Regions from separate parts of the Mus musculus genome. Here regions 2 and 3 are each linked to region 1. A link is a loop called in an ENCODE intact Hi-C map of the cell type or tissue named here. Cell type or tissue: heart. All regions are shown on one strand.

Region 1 (8,000 bases):
TGGTGGTAAAGAACCTGCCCAGTGTGTCAGAGGCTCTGGGTTCAATTTCCAGTATAGGAATGAAACACAACAATGTGAGTGTCTTAGGGTCCCATTGCTGTGAAGAGGGCATCAGATTCCATTACAGATGGCTGTTAGCCACCATGTGGTTGCTGGGAATTGAACTCAGGACCTCTGGAAGAGCACTTGGTGCTCTTAACTGCTGCACCATCTCTCCAGCCCCCGAGGCAACTCTTATAAAGGAAAACATTTAGCTGGGGCTGGCTTACAGGTTCAGAGGTTCAGTCTATCATCACCATGGAGGGGAGGTATGACAGCAGGCAGGCAGGCAGGCATGCTGGAGAAGGAGCTGAGGGTTCTACATCTGGATCTGCAGGCAGTAGGAAGAGACGGTGATATACTGCCCAGGCTCGAGCAGCTAAGACCTCCAAACTCCCCATCCCCCATAACACACTTCCTCCAAAAAGACCACACCTTCTAATGGCCATTTTTTATTCAAACCACCATGGTAGTAAAAGTACAGTGATTAGAACTGCGAGCCAACAGCTGGAGAACACAGTTGAAAGCTCAGAGAGAGACCCAGCAACATGGGGTAGTGTGAAACAATGTGTTGTTGAAAAAAGCCTTAAATAAACCACTGGCTTTGCTGAAGTGACCCCAGAGGCCGGAAGAAGGTGCCAGATCCTCCGGAACTAGGGTTAGAATGGTTGTGAGCTGGCTGGATGTGGGTGCTGGGAACTGCATTTGGGTCCTCTACAAAAGCACCAAGTGTTCTTAGCTACACTGAGCCATCTTCCCGGCCTCCCAGCTTCCTTATCTTAATAGGCAACCGCATAACCAACTGCTTCTGGCAGAAAAAGGACTAAGATCCTGGAGCTGTGGCTCAGAGGCGAAGAGCACTGACTGTGGATCCAGAGGACCCTGGTTCAAATCCCAGCTACTGCTTAAAGCCTCACAGTTGTTAAAAACTGTAGCTTTGCAGCTTGGGCTGGTGAGATGGCTCAGCAGGTAAGAACACCGACTGCTCTTCTGAAGGCCCTGAGTTCAAATTCCAGCAACCACATGGTGGCTCACAAGCACCCATAATGAGATCTGAAGCCCTCTTCTGGAGCATCTGAAGACAGCAACAGTGTACTTGTGTATAATAATAAATTGGGCTGGAGCGAGCAAGGACGGTTGACCAGAGTGAGCAGAGGTCCTAAATTCAATTCCCAACAACCAGATGAAGGCACACAACTATCTGTACAGCTATAGTGTGCACTCATATACATAAAATGAATAAATAAATCTTTAAAAAAAGAAAAGAAAAAGGACTAAGAAGACCTTTTGCCACCAGTAACTTTTCCTTTGATTTTCAAAACATCCAACAACTTTCAAAAGCAGCCCCTCCCTGCTTCCCCCCCCTCCACCCCTGCACTCTCCTATGTAGAACCCTGAGGCAAGATGGTCTCTGCTGATGACAGCCAGCATCTTCTTTGGTTTTCTTCCTTTTCCTATACCAGCTTGTCCTTGAGCCACTGATTTCTAGAAGGAGGGTTTGTTACTGTCATTAGGAAACGGAATTCGATGTTGCTGGCAGTGTAGCCTGAGGAGACCTTACAGCCCCTGGGGTCCTTAACATCCACCATAGAGAAGAAGTTCAGATCCAGTCTTAGGGAAGCAGTTAGCAAGTTTATTGATGAAGAGGAGCACTTGAGAAGAGCCCTCTCAAAGCACGGAGGAGTAGCCCTTGAAGCAAGCCCTTTCAATGCACGAAAGTGGTTCAGCTACAGCTCTGCACGAAACTAGGGGCTGAGTTTAGATGTCAGGGAAGCTATGAGCAGGTACAATCCTGTTCCGTATCCACAGAGTTCTGTCCTTGAAGACGAGCCTCTAGGGGCAGGATGCAAGCTTGCCGCTGGAGAGGAAACTGTGGGAGAGAAAGAACACTCACTCCAAGGTTCTTGCTTCAGTGGGGTCCTGAGGAAGCTGGTGTGAAGGCCCGGGTCACTAGCCCTCACAGCATTCTTGTGAAACTTCTGAAGTTTCTCAGAAGTGGGAGGAGGAGCTATAGTTCTTTTCACTGATGGTCTAATCAGTTATGTTGAAATTTCTGGGTATGGACCACAGGGAGACAGAAATTATAACCAGGGCGGGTAGGGCCCTTAAGTAGCTATCCTGTCTCCAGTTCATGGTTACAGAAGTCTTGCACGTAATTGGAAGAAATTATCTGTGTTTCATGGGAGAAAAGGCAGAACTGGATGCCATCCTTGGACCGGACACATTAGAACAGAGATGCCTGAGACTTTCAGTGATTTAAATCGAAGTAAACATGGAGGGCTGTGTGTGAGTGAGAAACTCAACCCTGCAGGCCACACAGGAGGTGGTGTACGCCTTTAATCCCAGCACTCAGTAGGCAGAGGCAGGTAGATTTCTGAATTTGAGGTCAGAGTGGTCTACAGAGGAAGTTCCAGGATGGCCAGGGCTACAGAGTAACCCTGTCTTGAAAAAAACCAACCCCTCCTACATAAATACTTTTCCAAACAAAACTTCATTGTTAAAACAAACAGAGTTTTCTCAGCATCTGTGACATGTCTAGAACTGATTTCCTGGCATATAGAAGGTGATAAAGCCTAAGAGAAAGGACTCCACACAATAGGAAAATGGGGAAAGGAGGTGGCCAGAACATTCTTTTTTTGTTTCATTTTGTTTTTTGTTTTTTCCAGACAGGGTTTCTCTGTGTAGCCCTGGCTGTCCTGGAACTTGCTCTGTAGACCAGGCTGGCCTCAAACTTAGAAATCCACCTGCCTCTGCCTCCCAAGTGCTGGGATTAAAAGCATGCGCCACCACCGCCCAAACATTCTTAAAAGAACAAATAAGAATGGCACTTAAAAAGCATAAGAACTGGGCACCTATCTTTCAGTCTTCCCCAGGTTATACACTCTAGGCCTCCTTGAGACCTTGAAGTTGCGTGCAGTTGTGGCAGAATCGTATAGAACTGGTTGGGAGGAATGTCTGGATACTCAGATGAGGGTCTCACGACCCTCCTGCCGACCCCTCCCCCCTTCTGTGAGGAATTGTTAGTGGTCAGCAAGCCCAGTTGTGATGACCCTTTGCAAGTGGACACAGCTGGTGTCATGAAGATGGCAGCAGGGCTTAGGCGGTGACATCATGTGACACATACATCTGTTAAACGACAACAATAACAATGGTAACAATAAAACCAAAGCGCCATTCTGGCCTATTCTCACGTGTATGCGAGTTTAAGAGCTAGCTAGTAAGAGATCGTTACTTGATACTTATTTGTAGCAAAATCCGCAAGCTCCAGCAGAGGGGGCTATTGTTACATGAAAAGAAAACTCGGCCTGAAAAAGGCTATCCATGGTGCGTACCCATCCTTGATCAGGGAGTTGAAGATGCTGCTCCAGGGAAGGCTGTCACCTGGAGAGAGGGCTCCACCCTGCAGATTGCATATCTCAGATAGGTGACAAGGCCCTTGGAGAGCACATCCGGGGATTCACACACTGATGAGGTCAGAGCCCTGAAGGCCCAACCATGTCCCACAGTTCATCAGCGGGCAGCCAAGCCTCCAACCTTCCGGCCTTTGTGTTTGATATTCAAACTGAAACACTGTGTCAGACTTAGTCAAGACCCTGAGTGCTGGGCTGAACTTAGATCCTTGTCTTAGTACCTAAAAAAAAAAAAAAAAAGGAGTTTAAAGATTGTTCTAGTTTTGTTTCTGTTGCCTCGATGAAGTACAGTGACAGAAATGCTACCACTAGGTAAACACAGGGCTTATTTTTAGCTCCTGGTGCTGGTGTTCTGGTTTCAGCTCATCACAGCATCCAGGGCTTGAGACAGCTCCCCAGCATCCACAGACAGGAGCAGAGAGAGAAGTGCTTGCTTGCTTGTGCTCAGCTTGATCTCTCTAGTCAGGACACTGTACCTAGGGAATGGTGCCACCCATAGTTGCCTTGGTCTTCCTACATCAACCAACAATAAAGCTAACTAACTCCTACTTCTGACTTGCCCACAAGGCCAATCGAATATAGAGCGTCCCTCATTTAGGCTTTCTTCCCAAGTGATTCTAGCTTATATGTATAGAAACGGATGCTATGACTGCTCTATGGTATGGTAAGGCTTTTATTGTAGATATAAGGGGGAAGGGAGAGGGGGAGGAGGAAGGAGGGGGAAAGAGGGGGGAGGAGGGAGAGGGTAAGGGAGAGGGAGGGGAGAAGAGGAGGAGAGGGAGAGGAGAGGGAGAGGGGAGGGAGAGAGGGAGAGAGGAGTGGGGACCAAGGGGGAGGGAGAGAGAGCAAGTGAGCTGCAATGGACATAGCTGAAATGGCAGGGCTGTAAGGAGAATGGGTAGTTCTGGAGACCTGGAGAAAGTTTAGGGGAGGGGAGGAGGTTGCCTGGTTTTGTTCCCATCCAGGGAGTTGGAAAAACATAGAAGCACAGTAAAGCTTCATCACCAAGATCTTGTGCTCCAAGGGTCTTGCGGGGTGTGTGTGTGTGTGTGTGTGTGTGTGTGTGTGTGTATTATTTTGCACATGGCCCACCAAACCCTCTTGTTGGTTGTCTTTGTTTCTTTGTTTGTTTGTTTGGTTCGTGTCCATGGTCAGGTTTGGCACTCCTGAGGAAGCCTGGAATGGGGCCCTGTTCTTTCTTGCTAGAATGCTAGCATGGACTTTGAAAACAGTAACAGCTACTTGTGACACAGAGGGAGCCTAGGGGCCAGCATCCACTTTGGTATGGAAATAGACACCACAGGTAGCCAGTTGTTTCTTCTGTCAGTGATAAGAGAAATAGCTCCTTTTGGTAGAGGGGAAGTGGCTTCACAGGTCCCTGAGGAATACTGGCTTCTGCCTAACCACTGTGGTCCAGGGCAAGCCTATTTCTGGGTATCTGGACTGCCTCTGGAATTTGGGGAAATGGAGTTTCCTTTAGACCTGACAGTAGTCTGCTGTCGGTTAAAGGGAGCACTCAGGAGGCAGAGACTGGGCAGAGCTCAGTGAGTTTGAAGACTCACAGATATAGTTAAAAACTATAGATTGAGATACAGGGCAGCCAAGGCTATACAATAGATACCCTGTCTTAAAAACACCAAAATTAAAAATAATAAATAAATGTTTTTTAGTTTGTGTGCATGGGTATTTTGCTTATGAAATGACACAGGCAGCCTGCGTCTGCGCTCTCTCACAGAAGTGTGTCACCACCCCCTCCTGCTCTTTCCTGCAGCATGCACAAGTCTTCCTTTCCCCTCCCTGGCCATTCAGAGGGGACCTGGTCTGGCACCGGAATATCGGGAATATCACTATCCCTGTTTCCATAGAGGCACCCTCCAATGGCTGGAGTTAAGTACCAGTTGTAAGCTACCATGTGGTTCAGGTGCTGGGACTTGAACCTCGGTCCTCTGCAAGAGCAACTAGTAGTCCTAACTATTGAGCCATCTCTGCAGCTCTGTGCTGTTTAGTTCTAACCATCACCACTGACTGTTGGGAAGAGTCTTAGTGAGGAATTACCTGAATCTAGATTATCATACCTACAGGCATGCATGCCTATGAGGGATAATTTTAATTGTTCATTGAGGTAGGCAGACCCAGCCTACTGTGGGCAGCACCATCCTGTAGGCAGTACAAATAAATAGTAAAAGGGAGAGAAACCTAACTTAGAACTAGCAAGGATCCATGCATTTATTTATTCCCTCTGCTTTTAAAATTTAACTTAATTTATTTTTTCTTTTAAACAGGGTCCCTCTGATCCTGGCTGTCTTGGAACTCACTTTGTAGACCAGGCTGACCTTGAACTCACAGAAATCCACTTGCCTCTGCCTCCTGAGTGCTGGGATTGAAGGTGTGTGCACCATGCCTGGCCTTACTCTCTCTGCTTTTGTCATGACTTCCCTGCAGTGATGGGCTGTAGCCTGGAATTGTAAGCAAAATAAACCATTTCCTCCCTGGGCTGCTCTTTTGTTAGCATTTGTCATAGCAACAGACATTTGCAGATAACATGATCACACACACAAACACACACACATACGTATACATATACACACACATAATACACTGACTCAACAAAAATTGCTATGATTAACAAATACAATGAAATTTCAGTATATGAGTCAATATACAAAAAAGTGCCATTCCTTTATATAGACAGTGAACTTTCCAGAAAGGAAATTAAGAAAATAGTCCCATTTACAACTGCAACAAAAGAATAAAATTCTTAGGAATAAATTTGACTAAAGAGGTATAAATCTTGCATGATAAGAATTGGAAAATGCCGATGAAGGGCCTAGATAAACGGAGAGATGTCATGTGTATGTGGATTGGACTTAATACTGTTAAAATTCCCATAAGCCCCAAAGTGATTCACGGATCAGTGTAATCTGTACCGAAGCCCCAAAGACATTCTTTGTAGGAATAAAGGAGCCCTAAAATTTATATGGAAATAAAATACCACGAGAAGCCAAAGCAATTTTGAATAACTAAAACCAGAATTGAAAGAACTGTAATTCATTATTCCAAAATTTCACAGTTGAGGCCAGTGAGAAGGCTCAGTGGCTAAAGGCACTTGCTGTGAAAGCCTAGAGACCTGAGTTCAATACCGGGGACCCACATAAAGGTGGAAGGGGAGAAGTGATAGCTGTCCTCTGATCCCCATACGTCTCCACTGCATTTGTGCCTTCCCCATCCCATAATAAAGAGCTTCAGTAAGTATACACTACAACACGGACACTGAAAAAGACACAGCGACCAATGGAACAGCCTAGAGAAAGGCCAGACTACAGTCTCTTTAAAAAGTGAAGTTGAGGGCTAGAGAGTTAGCTCAGCGGTTAAGAGCACTGGTGGCTTTTCCAGAGGTCCTGAGTTCAATTCCCAGCAACCACATGGTGGCTCACATCTGTAATGGGATCTGATGCCCTCTTCTGGTGTGTCTGAAGAGAGTGACAGTATACTCACATACATAAAATAAATAAACAAATCTTTTTTAAAAAAGAAAGAAAAAGTGATGTTGAGAAAACTTGATATCCACACAGATGGGCCCTTATCTCACAAAAACCAATTAAAGATGGATTGAAAACTTAAGTTAGACCCAACAAAAAGACAAGGGAAACACTCTTGGCAGTGGTGTGTGTGTTTACCAAAAAAATATAGACGATAGACAAAAATAAGTAAGACTACACCACATGAATGCAGGCTTGTGAGGCTAGCTACTTGGATCATTGTGGTCGATGGTGCCCTCTTCTGGCCTCAGAAGGTACTTTGGAGCTGAAGTTAAAGTGCTCCTTAGCTGTCTTGTGGGTGCAGGGAGTTGAGCTCTGGTCCTCTGAAAGAGCAGCTAGTGCCTGTGCTTTTAACTGCTGAGCCATCTCTGGCCCCACGTGCTAGGCTTTTTGTTTTGCTTTGTTTGTTCGAGACAGGGTTTCTTTGTGTAGCCCTGGCAGTCCTGGAACTCACTCTGTAGACCAGGCTGGCCCTGAACTCATGGAGATCTGCCTGCCTCTGCCTCTTGAGTGCTGTATGTGCTGAATTTTAAACAATGCTTTCCCTGTAAGGGGCCATGTTGATTCACTCCTTGTCCTTTGCCTTTCAGTTTATGCTTAGAAAGAAAGAAAAAAATGTTATTTTTTTGAGAATCTCCATGGGGCACAAAGCTATTGTCCTGTTTTTTCTATTAACATCTCTCAGTAGCTTCACCTCTTTAGTGCATATTATTGAAGGTCCCTTTTCTGTAAGATGGTTACGGAGGAATCTTGTCTTGGTTAGGTGATCTAATCCCATTAATTAAACAACTTGCCTTTCATCCAGAGCACACAGGCAGGCGTGCGCGCGCGCGCGCGCGCGCACACACACACACAAACACACAAACACACACACACACACACACACACACACACACACACACATACTTTGGAGTTTCTTATTCTAGTCTACCACTAGCTAACTTGGGCAACCTTTCCGTGAGTCTATTCTTATTAAAAAGATAATGCACTACTGAGACTGCATATTCACTTA
Region 2 (8,000 bases), 160 kb after region 1:
GTGTCATTGTAGGGGTGGGCTTTGAGGTTTCAGATGCTTAAGCCAGATGCAGTCTGTCTGTCTGTCTCTGTCTCTGTCTCTGTCTCTGTCTCTGTCTCTCTGTCTCTCTCTGTCTCTCTGTCTCTCTCTCTCTCTCTTCCTGCTGCCATCAGATCTGGACGTAGAACTCTCAGCTGCCTCTCCGCACCATGCCTGCCTGGATGCTTCCATGCCTCCCATCATGATGATAACGAACTAAATCTCTGAACTGTAAGCCAGCCCCAGTGAAATGTTTATCCTTTGTAAGAGTTACCGTGGTCACCGTGTCTCTTCACAGCAATCGAAACCCTGACTAAGACGGGTGTCTTCCTCAATCGCTTTCCACTGTATTTTTGAACAATCTGAACCTAGAGCTCCTTTCTTCTTCCCAGGGACTTGAATTTAATACACACAGAATGGCTGCTTCCTCCCATAGAATGGTCAGTCTGCATGTTAGCCTGGAGAGCAATGCCCGGCTCACTTCCCGCCTGGAAAGCTGCAGGTCAGCAGAAAGCAAGAGCAGAGGCGGCTCAGGGTCTTGCCTGACCCTACAGAGAACGGACTGTTTAGAGTGCTGACGTTGAACTTGGAAAGCTGCCACTCTCTCATTTGAGCCTTGGCTTTGCAAAATTAAAAGATGAAGTATCAGGAATCGCTCTAATCCTTATTTATTTCCGAGGATAAAGAGGCAAGGTAAAGTCTGCGAGAAATCTAACTAGCAAACATGTTCATGACTTTGTGTTTACATAAAGGATATGGCTTCCTGGAGGAACCTAATCTCTAGCTCAGAGTTGAACGGGTAAAGACTGTGATTATTATAAATATGATAGAGTGCACTGAACGAGCCTGGCATGTCACTCAGCATATATAGTAACGGGTGTGAGTTGGAAATGTCAACTTGCCACGCCCTGGAACCACCTGAAGAGAGAGTTTTAACTGAAGAATTATCTAGGTTAGATTGGCATGTGGTCATGGATGAAGGGTATTGTCATGATTATTAACTGATGTGGGAGAACCCACCCTGAATGTGAGTGTCATCTGGGCCTTGGACGATCTAAGACTGAAAGAAGCCAGCTGAGCATGTGCAGGCAAACGGCAGCATGGCTACGCCAGTTGAGCATGCGCAGACTATCAGCGGCATGGGTATACACACTATTCTGAATGCTTGCCCGTGGACACAGTACCTTAATCTCCTGCCTTGACTTCCCCACAACAGTGGACTGTAACCTGGAATAACAGGCCAAATACATTTCTTTCCTTCCCTAAGCTGCTCTTATCAGAGCATCTGTCACAGGAATAGACACTAGGATGGGGGATTCGAATTTGTCAGCATTGATAACAAGGGCAGAGTATGCTATGTAACATATAAATTCTTCATAATAAATTGGACAGGGTGGTTCAGCCCTACCGTGACACTTCATTCTTCCCATAGTCGACTTTATAATGAGGTTATGTGCATATGCATTTTGTTTCTCTGTGTGCCCGTGGACAAAGCTTTGTTCTTAGTGATGTTTATCCAACACTCACAGACATGCTAATCCTTGCTGGATTCTAACAACAGACCCTCCATTGCCTGGGGCTAATGATGAGGACCTACATTGTGAGCTACCTGGATTTCTTCTGCCTGTAATCAGCAGCCAATGCAGGATGGTGAGACGCAAGGATTCATCTTAACAAGTATCCACAGACTGCCCATGGCATGCTGAGGGTTCTGCCAGAAACACTGCAGTAAATGAGTTGGGACCGTGTCCCTGGGCACCGCTCGCTTCATGTATTTCACACACAAGGCTATTTGCTATCTATAAATTCTGAAAAAGACTGCTCTCGACTGTCATAACTGTGGACGATTCTTATTCTAGATGTGTTTTATGTTGTATCTAATGATCATTTCGGTAAACACTGGGTCATTTATGTATTACATGTGAAAAATAATGAATCTTGACCCCTAACTCATACTATAGACAAAAGACAAAATAAAACTATGCTCCTTCGCATAAACAGCTATTATATAAAACAGAACATATAGTTATATGTATATTTTTCTAAATAAAGGCCATTTTATCTTTCAACACCCTTCGGCTTTCCCTCAGAAATGATTGACAATACATCAGAAAATATTGTGGGAGGGCTGGAAAGACAGCTGATCAGTAAAGTGACTGTCACACAAGCATGAAAATCTGAGTCAGATCACCAGCACACATGTAAAAAAGCTTGGTGGTATGTGTCTGTAATCTTAGCATGTGTGTGCATGTGTATGTATGTATGTGTGTGTGCTTGTGAATATGTGTATGTATGTATGTTTGTATGTGTGTGTATATATGTGTTGTATGTATATATGTGTATATGTGTGTGTGTGAGTGTGTATGTGTGTGTTTTGTGACAGAATGATCTTTGGGTTTTAGTAAGAGACTCTAAAATGTGTATATGTGTGTATGTATGTGTGTGTGCATGTGTGTATGTTTGTGTGTATACATGTGTATATGTGTGTGTATGTGCATGTGTGTATGTGTAAAGGTGCATGTGTGTATGTACATGTGTGCTTGTGGGTGTGTCTACATGTGTATGTGCATATGTATATGTGTTTATGTATGTTTGTATGAGTGTATGTAGGTGTATATGTATGTACGTGTGTGTATATATATTTGTGTTTATATATATGTTGTATGTATGTTATGTGTGTGCATGAGTGTGTGGGCGTATGTGTGTGTTTTATGACAGAATGATCTCTGGGTTTTAGTAAGAGACTATCTAAAAAAAAAGCAAGCACAAGTACCTGCCCCCCCCCCATGTGCATGCACCCATATACAGGCATGAATTATAACTTAGAGAAATACACATTTTTGAGCATCTGAGCCCTGTCTGGCCATTTTCCCTCCATTTGCACTGACTTATTATCAGAGAAATCCATTATGCACAGGGAAGCCAGTGAATGGAGAGAGATACTGAGAGAAAAACTAGATGGGCTTTTGTTCCAAGACAGCTTAGGAAATGTTCTGTTCCTGGCTGGCCTCCAAGCCCTGCTCCCCTTCCTATGAGCTGTTTCTGTGGCCATCATCAGTGTTGTCTTCACCTCAGCCTCCTCCTGTGGACTTCTCTGCCCTTAACAATGTGGCCACTGTGGGCACCGCCTGGTAGATGTTCACAGGACTCATCGGGTAAGGTACACCTGACGGTGGCTTGAGTCCCACAGATGTTTTCTCTTTTATCCTTGGAATCTTATTAAAGGTCATTTTCACTTTCTAAAAGGCAGACAGAATAATGAGCTCCAAGAGCCTGCCTCCCGGGTCAGTGACTAACTCATGCCTGGTAGATCATCCATGTGACCGCGCCTCCCTGCTGCACCCGCATCTCTAAAAGATGAACTTTTCTGAAGGAAACACAATTAAAATCCTTTCATGAATTCCACGAGACACTAAATTCTGGTTCTCTCCTGTACCAGTGCTTCTATGCAAGATTTAAAACACACACACACACACACACACACACACACACACACACACACACATTAACATGCCACAGAGGGTGTGTGGACATTGCAGGACAACTTTCTGGAGTCCATTCTCTCCTTCTACCATGAAAGACCGCATGTGGAACTCAGGCCATCAGTTTTGGTGGCAGGTACCTTTACCCACTGACCCATCTTGCTGCCCCTGTAACCTAGTTTATATACATGCATATTGAGGGTTATACGAACAGTTTTTTGGGTGCAAAGCAGTTATGAGCGGAAGAAGCTAAAGGAGCCGTGGTCTATGGGATTTTACCGCTGCCATCCTGCAGACACAAACTGCCAGGACTGGACAAAACTAGGTTTTGGTTTTGTTTTGTTTTGTTTTTTGTTTTTTTGGTTAGAGAAATCTCAAATAACAGTTTTCCCCCTTTACAAAACAAGATGAACACAGCATCAGAAGACCAACAGGAAACCTAAGCAGTTGGGCAGTGATTTCAAGTCATTTTCAGAGGAGCCAAGGACGCTTGAGAGGTAGACCAGATATCCCACCTGCACAGCCAGAGTTTCTCTCTAAGTAACAACCGTGGAAACTGCCCCGGGAGCCATTAATTATGCTTTGTTTGTCACAGCTCCTGCCTAAGATCTTTCTTGGAAAAAAATTTGTTGCTAAAAAAGAAATCTGAAGATCAGTGCCTCGGGCAGCAAATATTAAACAGCAAACAGTGGAAGAAAAATAAAATTAGAAAAAGGACCACAGAGCAAACACACCCTGTTCTTCCTGCCCCTCCCATCTAAAGACTACACTGGGCATCCTGTTTCCAGGGATATGAGCACCTCTTTTGGTTAAGGTATGGGGGGGGGGATCTGGAGTAGGTAGAAGGGGGCATGGAAATCTGTGAATACAACATTCATATATGGAATTCTCAATAATTTAAGTCTAATTTATTTAAATTGAAAAGTTAAATGACTCTGGAGAGATGGCTCAGTAGTTAAATACTGGCTGCTCTTGCAGGGAGCCTAGTGCCTACATGCTGGCCCACAAACATCTGTAATTCCAGGTTCAGGGGATCAGATGCCCTCTTCTGGCGTCTGTAGGTACTGCATGTACATGGTTCACAGCCATTAAACAAAACACCCAACACACATAAAAATAAGTAAAACTTAAGAAGTAAATGAAAGGAAATATACAAACAAATTTGTTCTTTTAACAAGATAAAAGAAATTGAAAAGAAATTAATTTTGAGAAGAAAGCAATTTTCTGTAGAGATCTGTGTTTGGCACCAACTTAAGTGTAGATGAAGAATGGGTATTTAAATAATTATATATATATATATATAAATTATATATGTGTGTGTGCTGCACATGCCACAGTATATGAGCAGAATTCAGAAGGCAACTTGTAGGGGTTGGTTTTCTCCTTCCATCTTATAGGACCTGGGTATTGAACCTGGGTTGTCAGGCTTAGCAGCAGGCCCCTTCAACCGCTGAGCTGCCTCACCAGTTCTCTTTCAGCAATAACAATATGGTCTTCCCCAACTACTTTGGAGTTTGGGTCATATAGTTTTTCATGGACAGGAGGAATGGACTCTGCTTGGCCTCTACCTGTGGGCAAATTTGTAACTTTCTGTGTTTCCCTTTGCTTTAGCTAAGATGTAGTGTTCAGAAAAGTAGTGTTTTGCATATTTGTGTCAACATGTGGGTGCCTGTTTGTGTGGTTGTATGTGTGTGTTTATGCACACATGTGTGCCTGTGATGGAGTATGTGCATGTGTGTCCATATATGAGTGTCTGTGATGTGCATGTGTGTGTACATATGTGGATGCCTGTTGTAGTGTGTGTCTGTGTTCATATATGGGTGCTCCACTATGTTCATAGCGGCCTTATTTGTGATAGCCAGAGGCTGGAAACAACCCCGATGTCCCACAATGGAAAAATGGATACAGAGAATGTGGTTCATTTCCACAATAAAATACTACTCAGCTATTAAGAATGAGGACATCATGAGTTCTGCAGGCAAATGGATGGAACTAGAAAATATCATCCTGAGTGAGGTAACTCAGGTCCAAAAGGACAAGCATGGTAAGTACTCACTAATAAGTGGATATTAGCCAAAATAGTACAGAATACCCTGGATACAATCCACAGAACTCAAGATGGTTAACAAGCTGAAGGGTACAAGTGAAGATGCCTCAATCCCACTTGGGAGGGAGAAGAAAGCAATATCAGGGGACAGAGGGAGGGAGGGACCTGGGTGGGAGAAGAGACAGGGAGGGGAAAAGGAAAACATGATTAGGTATTGGAGGTGGGGGGACAGGAGCGAAGCCCTGAGGGCCAGCAGAAAGAATGGAAACAGGCAACCTCAGGAGGTAGGAGGTAGGGGGCCCTCTAGAGTGTACCAGAGACTTTAGAGGTGAGAAGCTCTCAGGATTCAAAGAGAGGGACCCTAAATGAAATGCCCAACAATGGGGAGAGGGAACTTGCAGAGTCTACCTCCAGTAGAAAGATAGGGCATCAAGTGGAGAGATGGGGTTACCATCCCACAGTCAAAAACTCTGACCCAGAATCGTTCCTGTCTAAAAGAACTGCAGGGACAAAAATGGAGAAGAGCCTGAGGGAAAGGAGGTCCAGTGACTGGTCCAAATTGGGATCCAGCTCAAGGGGAGGCTCCAAGGTTTGACACTATTACTGATGCTATGATGTGCTTACAAATAGGAGTCTAGCATGGCTCCCCCCACAGACACCCCCTGGTCCTGGAGAGGCCCAACAAGCACCTGAATGAGTCAGAGGCAGATACTTACACCCAACCAATGGACAGAAGCCAGGGACCCTTGTGGTTGAATTAGGGAAAGGCTGGAAGAAGCTAAGGAGGAGGGCGATTCCATAGGAAGACTATAGTCTCAACTAGCCTGGACCCCTGACTCTGAGCCAACGACCAGGCAACGTACACAGCAAAGGATTGCCTGGTCTGACCTCAGTGAGAGAAGAGACTTGAGGCCCCAGGGAGTGGGGAGGCCTGGTGGTGGTGGGGTTAAGGAGATGGGTCCTCAGGGGGACTGCATCTATAGTCTTTAGACCTAGTGCTGTGGGTTTTTACCACCAGGTTTATTGAGATAATTTATGTACTGTAGAGTCTACCACTTAAGTCATACAGTGGAACGAATTTTCGTGATGCTCAGAGTTTTACAACTACCCAGTGTGGTGGTGGATGTCTTTAATCCCAGCCCTCAGGAGGCAGAGGCAGGTGGATCTCAGTGAGTTCAAGGCCAGTCTGGTCTACATAGAGAGTTCCAGGCTACCAAGAGAATCATAGTGAGACCTGGTCTGAAAACAACAAAACAAACCCCAAAACAAAAACCCCCTCAAACCCCAAAACAACAACAACAACAAAATCACTACCCCCAACAAAGTGAACAGCCAAAACAGATACACACCACTTCCTTAGTCAACTTTAGAACGTTCTCATCTCCTTGTAAGGAGTCTCTGCACCCATTATCCATGTCCACCATCCCCTAACTCAAATCCCTCTCCTCCAGCAGGAGCCCGTCTGCCTCCTGTCTCAGGTTTGCCTCCAATGGGCTACAGAGTGTGGCTTTGTGTGCCTGGTTTCTTGTATTTTCAGAGTGTCTGTCCCAGGTTGTCGGTCACACAGGTTCATGTTTCATCCCTTCGAATGACCAGAGGGTGCTCCATCAGACACAATGAGGTATTTTATCCACACGCAGCTGCTGGTCTCTGGTCTCTGCATCTACCTCTAAGCCACCTGTGTTCCTTCCGTGGGGTACCAGCCAGCAGAATGGTTGCATGTGTGCTGACTCCGTGCTAGAAGGGGTGTAGACCTGGGTCATTGTAGGCACACACACGGCCCCCTGCTGCACCTTCCATGTGTGTGGAGACGCATGCTCTTGGCTGCTTCCCTGAGCTGCTGTCTCAGCTTCCACAAAAGACGATTTCTGAAGCCCCCCTTTCCACGGCACGAAGGATGGGAGCCGCGGAGGGGCCTTTCAATTCTCAGTTTTTATGGGGTACTGATCGGGTTACTGCAAGCTCTGAAAGGGTACCCAGAGCCCGTGGTGCCAGTCCCCTGCTTGCACCGACAGCCATAGAAGCTAGGGAGAGAGCATCTTTAATCTCCTGAGCCAGGGGGAACCGACACACTTGGTTAGGCTCCTGATGCCAACACCCCGTACAAATAAGGACAAGAGAAACCTCTGCTCCTATTATGAGAGATTTGTACAGATTCATACCGGGAACTGATTTGCAGCTTCTAATTTGTATTTAAACCCCCCGAATGCCTCAGCCTGAAATCCATTGTCTCTGCACTGTTGCTTCCTGTTTCCACTCGCTCTCACGGGCCCAGTTGTAATTCCCACCGGCACAGCCACACACTTCTTCCTGAGTGGCTCACACACTTACTGAGAACATCCAAATCCCACGGGGAGAAGAGATGGCTGGGCATTGTCCCCTTGGGAACTGGGTACCACAACAGAAGGAGGACTGGCTGAACAATTCTCCCTCCTTTCTGGGCTCTGATCCTG
Region 3 (8,000 bases), 310 kb after region 1:
TCGTTTTGGCACACTGGTGCCAACAACTTGTTTTTTTTCTTTCAGCCAGGCTCTAAATGTGTGCCTTCTCATCCCTGCTTTTATTCCTATGTGCCACCTAAACATCATAAATTCTACTGTTGAACCTACTGAAGAATGACTGGCCCAATCCCTTCACCCAGTCTAGTAAACACAAGCGAGGTATAAGAAAACTACAGCCCGCCCTTGTCCCTACCTAACCCAGCTTAAAGAATCCTTTCTGCCCATGTCTCCTCAGCTCCTTCTTCAAGCTGCCCCTACCATGCCCCCAGGAAAATGATTTGTCTGCAAGGTCTGCTATGGTGCTTCAGACTTCCACTTCTCTGTTTTAAACACATTAGCAATTCTCACCCCGTATACACAAACTCATCCCATTGGTATTTCCTGGAAACTGCTTTTCATGTAACAGTATGTTCTAGGGAAGCCACTGTGCTGCGGGGCAGGTCTTGGGGCATGGCACTGTCCTTTGCTTAGCTATGCTTTGGTGGATGAGCACAGATTGCTTGCTCCTGTTTTTGCCCCCGTTAGTGAAGCCCAGGTACACAGGTGGAAGTTCCCAGTTCTCCTTAGTGTTTTCCCGGGATTGGGCCTCCACAGCTTTTGCTGTGACAGATAACAACAAACCCAGCTTCTAAGCTGTTCCAATTTATAATCCCAACAGTCATCACGGAGGGTCACTGTTTTTCTGTGTCATGGCCAATACATGACACATCTAGGTTTAATATTTAGCAGCCCGCTAGATGAAAACCATTATGTGCAATTGTATATAAGTGCCACTTGGATTTTGAGGGTTGGTGGGATGGAAGAGCTGTTTCTGCACTGATTGGCCATACATTGTTTATTTTGTCAAATGACAGCCCCTTTTAAACTGAATTAATTTGCCTTTCTTATTACGTACAGAGGTTCTTTTTATAACGGGATGGCTAGTTCTCTATCCATAAATGTGCTGGGACTATCAACTCTAAGAAAATGCCTTGAATTTCCATCTCTTAAAAAATACTATCTGTCCTGGATTCGTTTCCATCGCTGTGATTAAAACAGTCTGACCAAAAGCAAGTCAGGGGAGGAAGCAGATTGTAATTCCAGGTTACTGTCCATCAGTGAGGGAGATATCGAGGCAAGGTCTCGAGCAGTCAACCACATCCCCTCCACAACCTAGAGCAGAGAGAAAAGGAGGCAGCCAGGCTCTCTGCTGCCTCAGTGCCCAGCGGGGTCACCTCACTCTGGCACAGTTCAGGCCTCAACCCATGGAATGCTGGCACCCACAATTAGGGTGGGTGTTCCCACCAATTCACACAATCAAGACTCCCCCCACCAACACGCTGGCATTCTTGCAGGCTGACCCTTCCTAGACAAACCTCCTTTGAGGCTCTCTGCCCAGGTGATTCTAGGCTGGGGCAGATTGTCAGAAAAAAACAAAAACCAAAGGGCATGGTGTCTTCTTTATTTCATTGCTAAGACTTCTGGCTGAACTTGATTATATCAGTCTATCAGGTTACAATCTATACGCTACCGCCTGGCATCTGTTTCTCACCAGGTGACAAGTGACAACACTTGAAATGACAAAGCCCCTGGTCCATTTTCACACTTTAGTTAACTCTACATGTCTTTGTTCCATTCTGAGAAGCTTACTGGCATGTGTGTAATTTGATCTTCTGGAAACAAAAACAAGCCCCCCCTTCCCCCCTCTCTTCCTGTCTCCTTTCTTTCTGTATGTTTCTCTCTTCCATCTCTCTCCTCTCCCCTCTTTCTTCTCTCCCTCCCTGTCTCCTCTTTGTCGCTCGCTCTCCCTCTGTGTACAGGTGCATATGCCCTGCATGCCCTGTGTGTTCTGTGTGCCCTGTGTGTCCTGTGTGTCCTGTGTGCCCTGTGTGTCCTGTGTGCCCTGTGTGCCCTGTGTGTCCTGTGTGTCCTGTGTGCATACACACATCAATGGAGACCAGTGATAGGTGTTGGAATTCTTCCTCAATTGTTTCTCTGTCTTCCCTTTTGAAACAGAGTCATTCACTGAACCTGGAGCCCTCCATGTTGGCTAGATTGGCTGTCATACCCAGCTTTTCACAGGTCCTGGGGATCTGAACCCAGGTCCTTGTGTTTGCATCACCAGTGTTTTACCTATTGAGTCATATCCTCAGCCCTACAAAGGATGCTGATACAGATTTGACACGTGTCTGTCTGTCTATCTATCTATCTATCTATCTATCTATCTATCTATCTATCTATCTTTACATCAGACACGGCCCCCTTCCTGGTTCCCCCTCACAGAGATACTCCCCTCTCCCTCCCCTTTTCCTCTGAGAGCCTCCCCCCTCCCCTCCCCCCTCAGTTATCCCTCTGCCAGGGTAGGTGCATCCTCTCTCACTAAGGCCAGACAAAGGGATATGGACACCAACCCACCCAAAAAAACTTTCAACCCAAAATCTGTCCTGTCTAAAAGAAATGCAAGAACAAAGATGGAGCAGAGATCAAAGGAAGGGCAAACCGATAATCGGCTCAACTTGAAACCTATCCCATGGGCAAACACTGATCCCTGACATTATTAGTGATACTACTCTGTTCCACTGGCAAATAGGAGCCTAGCATAACTGTTCTCTGAGAGGCTCCAGCCAGCAGCTGACTGACACAGACTCAGAGACCCAGAGCCAAACATTGGGCAGATTTGACCTTTAGCATTTACCCCCCCTAACCATCACAAGTCCCTCAACCCCTTCCACTCTCTTGTTAGACTAAGCACAAGTCAGAAGAAACTCTTCCAGCCATTTCCTGGGGCTCTGGCCTAGCGCAGCAAGACCGACGCAGAACCTTTAATTACTTAGCTTACTTCAAGATGAATGCAAATCAAAAAAGTTCCCATTCTCACCTGTTTATGAGCCTACAGCAAAATTAATTAAAGCTAATGGGGGGAGAGTAAACAAACATGCTTGAAATAAAGAAAATAGAGACTGTGAGGTGCGAGCGAAGGCTCATGAAACATGAGAGAGTTGGTTATTTAAAAGTCCCATGTTTCTGCCTGATAATTTAATCACCCTTGCTGCAGCCTCTTTCCCGTCGGGATCCAGGCTAAGAAGAAAAGAAGGTGTACTGGAAGGGTCTCAGGTCCCTTATCAACAGCATGGCCACAAACCAACGCCAAAGCAACATCACCAGATGGCGTTCCAGTGGGCTTTCTGAGTTGCTAGCTTCATTACGATGTATTATTATTTCTCTGCCTTTCTACAAACTTGTAAAATGTGCACTTTTCCCATAATTTTGCTTCATTTCCAAGAACCATAAGGGAAGGTGTACCACTTAGTATGTGAATTAGTCTGGCAGGGCTGGCAAGAGGGCGCAGCTAGGAGTGAGGATTGCTCCTCCAGAGGACCCCAAGTCCAGTTCCTGACTTTCAAGTACCACAGCCCATAACTGCCTCGAACTCCTGCCCACAGGGGATCTGGCGCCCTTTTCTGGTCTCCATGAGTACCTGTACTCACATGCCCATACTCACACATATGTATACATAGTAGTTAAAAATAAAAACAAATCTTTAAGTCAGACTGGCATAGAGGATGTGCTGTCAGACGAACAGGAAAGCCACATGGAAGATGGAGGCTCCTTTGTCCATGAGAAGATATTGGTTTGCATGAAAAACACTGCTGTTCCTAGACCCTAGCCAGAGGCAGTCCCTGGTGATGGCTCCTCCTCACTGCCCTGGTGCAGTAAAGCAGAAATTTCATCACACTTGGGCTGGGTCTGAGAAGGAAGCAGCAGATGCTGGGCCCGGGATCAGGTAATGAATGTCAGAAATAAACATTTCTTGCCATCAGGGAATTGAGTTAAGATGTCAGGAAGGAAAGACAGGACAGGATGAAGGTTTTTCTAGATGACTCAGGTATGTAAACAACCAGAAACCTAGGAATGAAATATGAATAACTGAGCCATAAGGCTACGACTGTAGTCCAACCAAAGCAAAGCCAACCAACAACCCAACCAACAAACAGCACCTCCCAGAGGCTGGGGAGATAACTTCGCTTAGGTAAGGTGCTTGCCCCACAGATAAGAGGATCTGAGGTCAGATCCCCAGCTGTGAGAATCCACGAGGAACATTTTGTGTCTGTCATACCAGGACATCTCAGGGTATAGGCTGTGACCACCCCCCTCCCCCCGAAGTTCAGGAACAATAGGTCTGTGTTTTGCGTATTGCCCTGACCAAGTCCAAACAAAGGGCATCTTAGAGGAGGATGCTTGATTCTGGCTCACAGGTTATGAACGGATGCTGTCCATTCCTGGTGGGAAGGCAATGGCTGGTGGCAGAGCAGGAGGCTGCTGGTCACATGGTGTCCACAGGGAATAAAGAAAGTCCTCACCCCCAGGGACTCACTTCCTCTGGTGTGGCTCCACCTCCCAGCACAGTGCTGCCAGCTGGGACCAAGTATTCAAACGCATGAGCCTGTGAGAGACACTTCACATTCAGGACCCCTCCCCCCATCACCAGATTTGGGGGCTCTCCATGTTGATTCACCTCTGTGCTCCCAGAACGCCATACGCTGTCTCCCCCATCTCAGTCTCTTACCTCCCTGCCCCTATGTGTATTTGGTCCTGAACATATGATTTAGTTTAAACAACCCACAGACACCTGATCTTGTGAAGGTGTCCCACCCTATTTATGTGGACATTTTTCTAGAGTAAGGAATCTGTCACTTGAATGCTGTGTCACCGGAGGGAGGAACATGGTGCCTGGAACACAGTCAATTGCACTCATGGCTTAGTGGCTGAGGGACGTGGTCTTCCTGGTCTCTACCAAGCCAGGGCTGGGTGCTGGAATACAGACCAGAAAAATGCTGAGTAATTCCAGCCCCACTGAAGACAGCAAGGGAGATAAGATCTGGAGGTAAGACTTCACCTCTCAGCCCTGAAGTCCTCACAGGATGCAAAATGCTTCTTATTTTCAGAAGTTAATTGGAGGCACCAGCAGGTCACGTCATAGAGCTCTGCCAGGTGCAGATTCAATTAATGACTTGTTTCAGGCTACTGGCGAGAACAGGGAGGTCTGTCGGCCATTGTCTAGGCCTACCCTCTCCTTCAAAGCCTGGTGGTGTGGTCTATTGGGTTCTGAGGAGGGCAAATTGCAAAGCTGGGGGCTCTTGCTGAGACAGGGGTGGTGCTGGCACCCGAAGCCTTCATGGAAAAGTCAGCTGGAAACACAGGACAACACGTGAAGCTGTGTGACAACAGGTGGGGCTATAGGAAGGTGTCGTCTGGTGTCTTTCTCTGTTGCTCTCAGCCTTATGGCCTGTGAGACAGGGTCTCACCCAACCAGAGGCTCACCATTTGGGCTCAGGGGGCCAGAGCGCTCTTGGGTTCTGCCTTTTTCTTCTCCTCACGCTGTGTTAATCAGCACATACAGCCATACTGACTTTTTTATGTGGGTGCTGGGGTTTGAACTCAGGTTCTCTGGGTTTCCCTTGCCCACTGGCCCATACCCTGGTCCCTCTAATCACTTGTTAGCTCCCGTTGCCCTCCTTGTCACATCCCATGTGGTCTAAGCTGAAGTGCACACTCACTGAGAATCTCAGCTCTGAGTCTGAGGTGCCTGGGTTCATATTTCACATGCATAAGCAGCTGTGTGTGAGATTTTGAGCACTTGGGGCACCTGCTCCCACATCGGGAAATAGATTAATAATGGCTTCTATTTCACAGGGCACTTAGGAAAAGTAAACAGCTTCAAGTATTCACAAAGAATCAATAGAACATATTTGGGTCCTTCCTATGGGTTCTTAAAACACGGTTGCTGTAGTTACAAATGTCTGAAAAATCAATGGCCTAGATGTTTAACCATAGGAAAATGGCCAAATAAATTAGGCTTGACTATTCGGCGGGCCATTATCTAGTCATTAAAGATCATCATCGTGAGGACCACGTGGAGATCTTGGATATGCATATGATATATTAACTGGAAAGTAAGCCAGGCATGGTGTGTGTGTGTGTGTGTGTGTGTGTGTGTGTGTGTGCGCACACACCTCTAATCCTAGCACAGGCAGGGATAGGATCGCCACGAGTTTGAGTCCAGCTTAGCGAGTTTAATGCTAACTAGGGCTACATAACAAGATCTCATCGTAAAACATGGAGGTAGACGCAGACGAGAAGACAGAAGAACAGCAACGTCACAGGGGCGTGACCAGGGCTGGTGTCTATGCTAGTGCTGCACAGGGTATTTTGTTGTTGTTGTTGTTTTTAATCCTTGGGGAAGAGATGGCTCATGGGTTAGGAGTGCTCTTACAGAGGACCTGAGTTTGGTTTTCAGAGCCCACACTGGGAGGCTCACAACCTCCAAGGGACGACTGCATCTTGTGTGACCTGATGCCCTCTTCTGGTCTCCGTAGGCATCTGAACTTAGGCGCACATCCCCACAGACACAGACAAGTAAGCATATATTTAAAAAAAAATCACTGAAAAGAGCTTTAAGAAGTTAAATCTGTCTGTACTGATTCTGTAGATGTGTTTGGGAAGGTGAGGTGGTATATATGTTTAAATCAATCAATCAATCAATCAATCAATCAATCTCTCTCTCTCTCTGTCCCCTTCCCTTCCTCTTCCATTCCCCCCTCTCTCCTCTCTCCTTTTCCCTTCCCCTCCCCTCTCCTTTTGCCTCTCATCCACACAAGCTATGCCCTGCAAAATGTACTCTCAAGGCTCCTCCCTTCTAACTAATATTTCTGGAAACTGTCATCTGTCACGCGTTTGTACTGAATCCTTGCAGTGGCCAAGCAGGGCCTCTTGTGCCTCATAAGATATGTGGGCTATATGATTTCCGCCCCCCCCCCAGCTCTGTGGTACACCCAAATCCCCGAGAGACTCTGAGGGACAAAGTCTCAAAGGTAAAGATGGGGAGTTTCCCATAAGCAGCTGCTCAGAAGTTGCAGTGCACACACCTTGCCTTGGAAGGCAACAAACACGGCTTAGCATTGTTTTGAACTAGAAGCCATGACTCCTGAATCACAATGTCATATGTAACCCAGCAAAAACAGCCCCCAAGTAGGGCAGGGTGATTTGGGGAGGCTAACACACCATTCGTGGATTTCCAGTTCCCACAGATGCACTCTTCGTAAAGTGTTTCCTTTTCAGTCAAGTGACTGCAGCAGAAAAGATGCACCCAGGCCTTTAATGACATCCCTCATCTGTGGGTATCCCAGAGGGCCCCAGCATTCACAGACCCACACACTCAGTTTCCCAGACCTGGCTTGCGTTACTTTGTACTGAGCGACATTTATCAAATGTACAGTGGTAAGATAACTAAAGCAACTATACGTTTACAGATCTAGTTGTTTACCTTTTATTTGTACATGTGTACCTGCACGAGCTTATGTGTGCCACATGCATGCAGGAGCCCATGGAGGCCAGAAGAGGGCGCTAGACCTCCTGGAACTGTAGTTACAAGCTGCTCTGAGTTGCCCGGTGTGGGTGCTGAGAATCAAACCTGGGTCCTCCACAGGAACAGCAAGTGCTCTTTATCCTCTTAGCCATCTCTCCAACTAAGCTGCTATCATTTTATCAAGAGCTTGGACCATGACAGTCACTGTGCTAAGTGCCTTCAATATTATCTCATGGATTTCTCTGGGTTTCTTCATGGGGTACAGAGTTATTCTCCATTTTAGACAGGGAAACCAAAGTTCAAAAAATGAAGGTGATAGCCACAAAGCTGGATTTCTTCTCATGGACTTGGGTTCAGCTAGTGCACAACTGTCTCAGTTGGGTTGAAGGCTGGTTTCTGCAGCCAAGTGAACAGAAATTATGTTCAGTGTGAGAGAATAGTAATTCTCTTTCCTGAAGCCAGCTTTGGGCATTCCCCACTGAGGAAGGCTTTAGTGTGTATCTCAGGGAAATAAGTCAATTGCCCCACTCAAAATCTATAGCTCCTTATCACCCCACCCCATATTTAGTTTCAGTGTGTGTGTGAGTGTGTATATGTGTATCTCCTCCACATGTGTGCATGCACACAGAAGCCA

What was found. Peaks named below come from ENCODE experiments on the same cell type or tissue, not always from the same donor. Only the 100,000 strongest peaks of a DNase experiment are listed, where the experiment ranks them.
Region 2: it touches region 1 in a loop (14-fold over the local background); 16 of 42 quality-filtered maps call a loop at or near these places.
Region 3: it touches region 1 in a loop (8-fold over the local background); 2 of 42 quality-filtered maps call a loop at or near these places.

The regions. Positions count from the first base shown.
Region 1 is chr8:119,380,051-119,388,050 of GRCm38, reverse strand. Gm45723 (a long non-coding RNA gene) reads right to left here and starts at 3,662. Exons shown (of 2, transcript XR_001778762.1): 1 at 3,372-3,662; 2 at 1,659-1,909. In heart, CTCF peaks have their summits at 3,295 (motif pointing right) and 7,239 (motif pointing left); a DNase peak (open chromatin) is centred at 3,360.
Region 2 is chr8:119,221,283-119,229,282 of GRCm38, reverse strand. All of the region lies in intron 8 of Cdh13 (cadherin 13), which reads right to left. Among named protein-coding and RNA genes, the nearest start is that of Hsbp1, 120 kb to the left of the region's middle. In heart, a CTCF peak has its summit at 4,554 (motif pointing left); no DNase peak of the experiment used is centred here.
Region 3 is chr8:119,068,849-119,076,848 of GRCm38, reverse strand. The region is part of intron 6 of Cdh13 (cadherin 13); the gene reads right to left. Among named protein-coding and RNA genes, the nearest start is that of Gm31893, 15 kb to the right of the region's middle. In heart, no CTCF peak of the experiment used is centred here; a DNase peak (open chromatin) is centred at 4,358.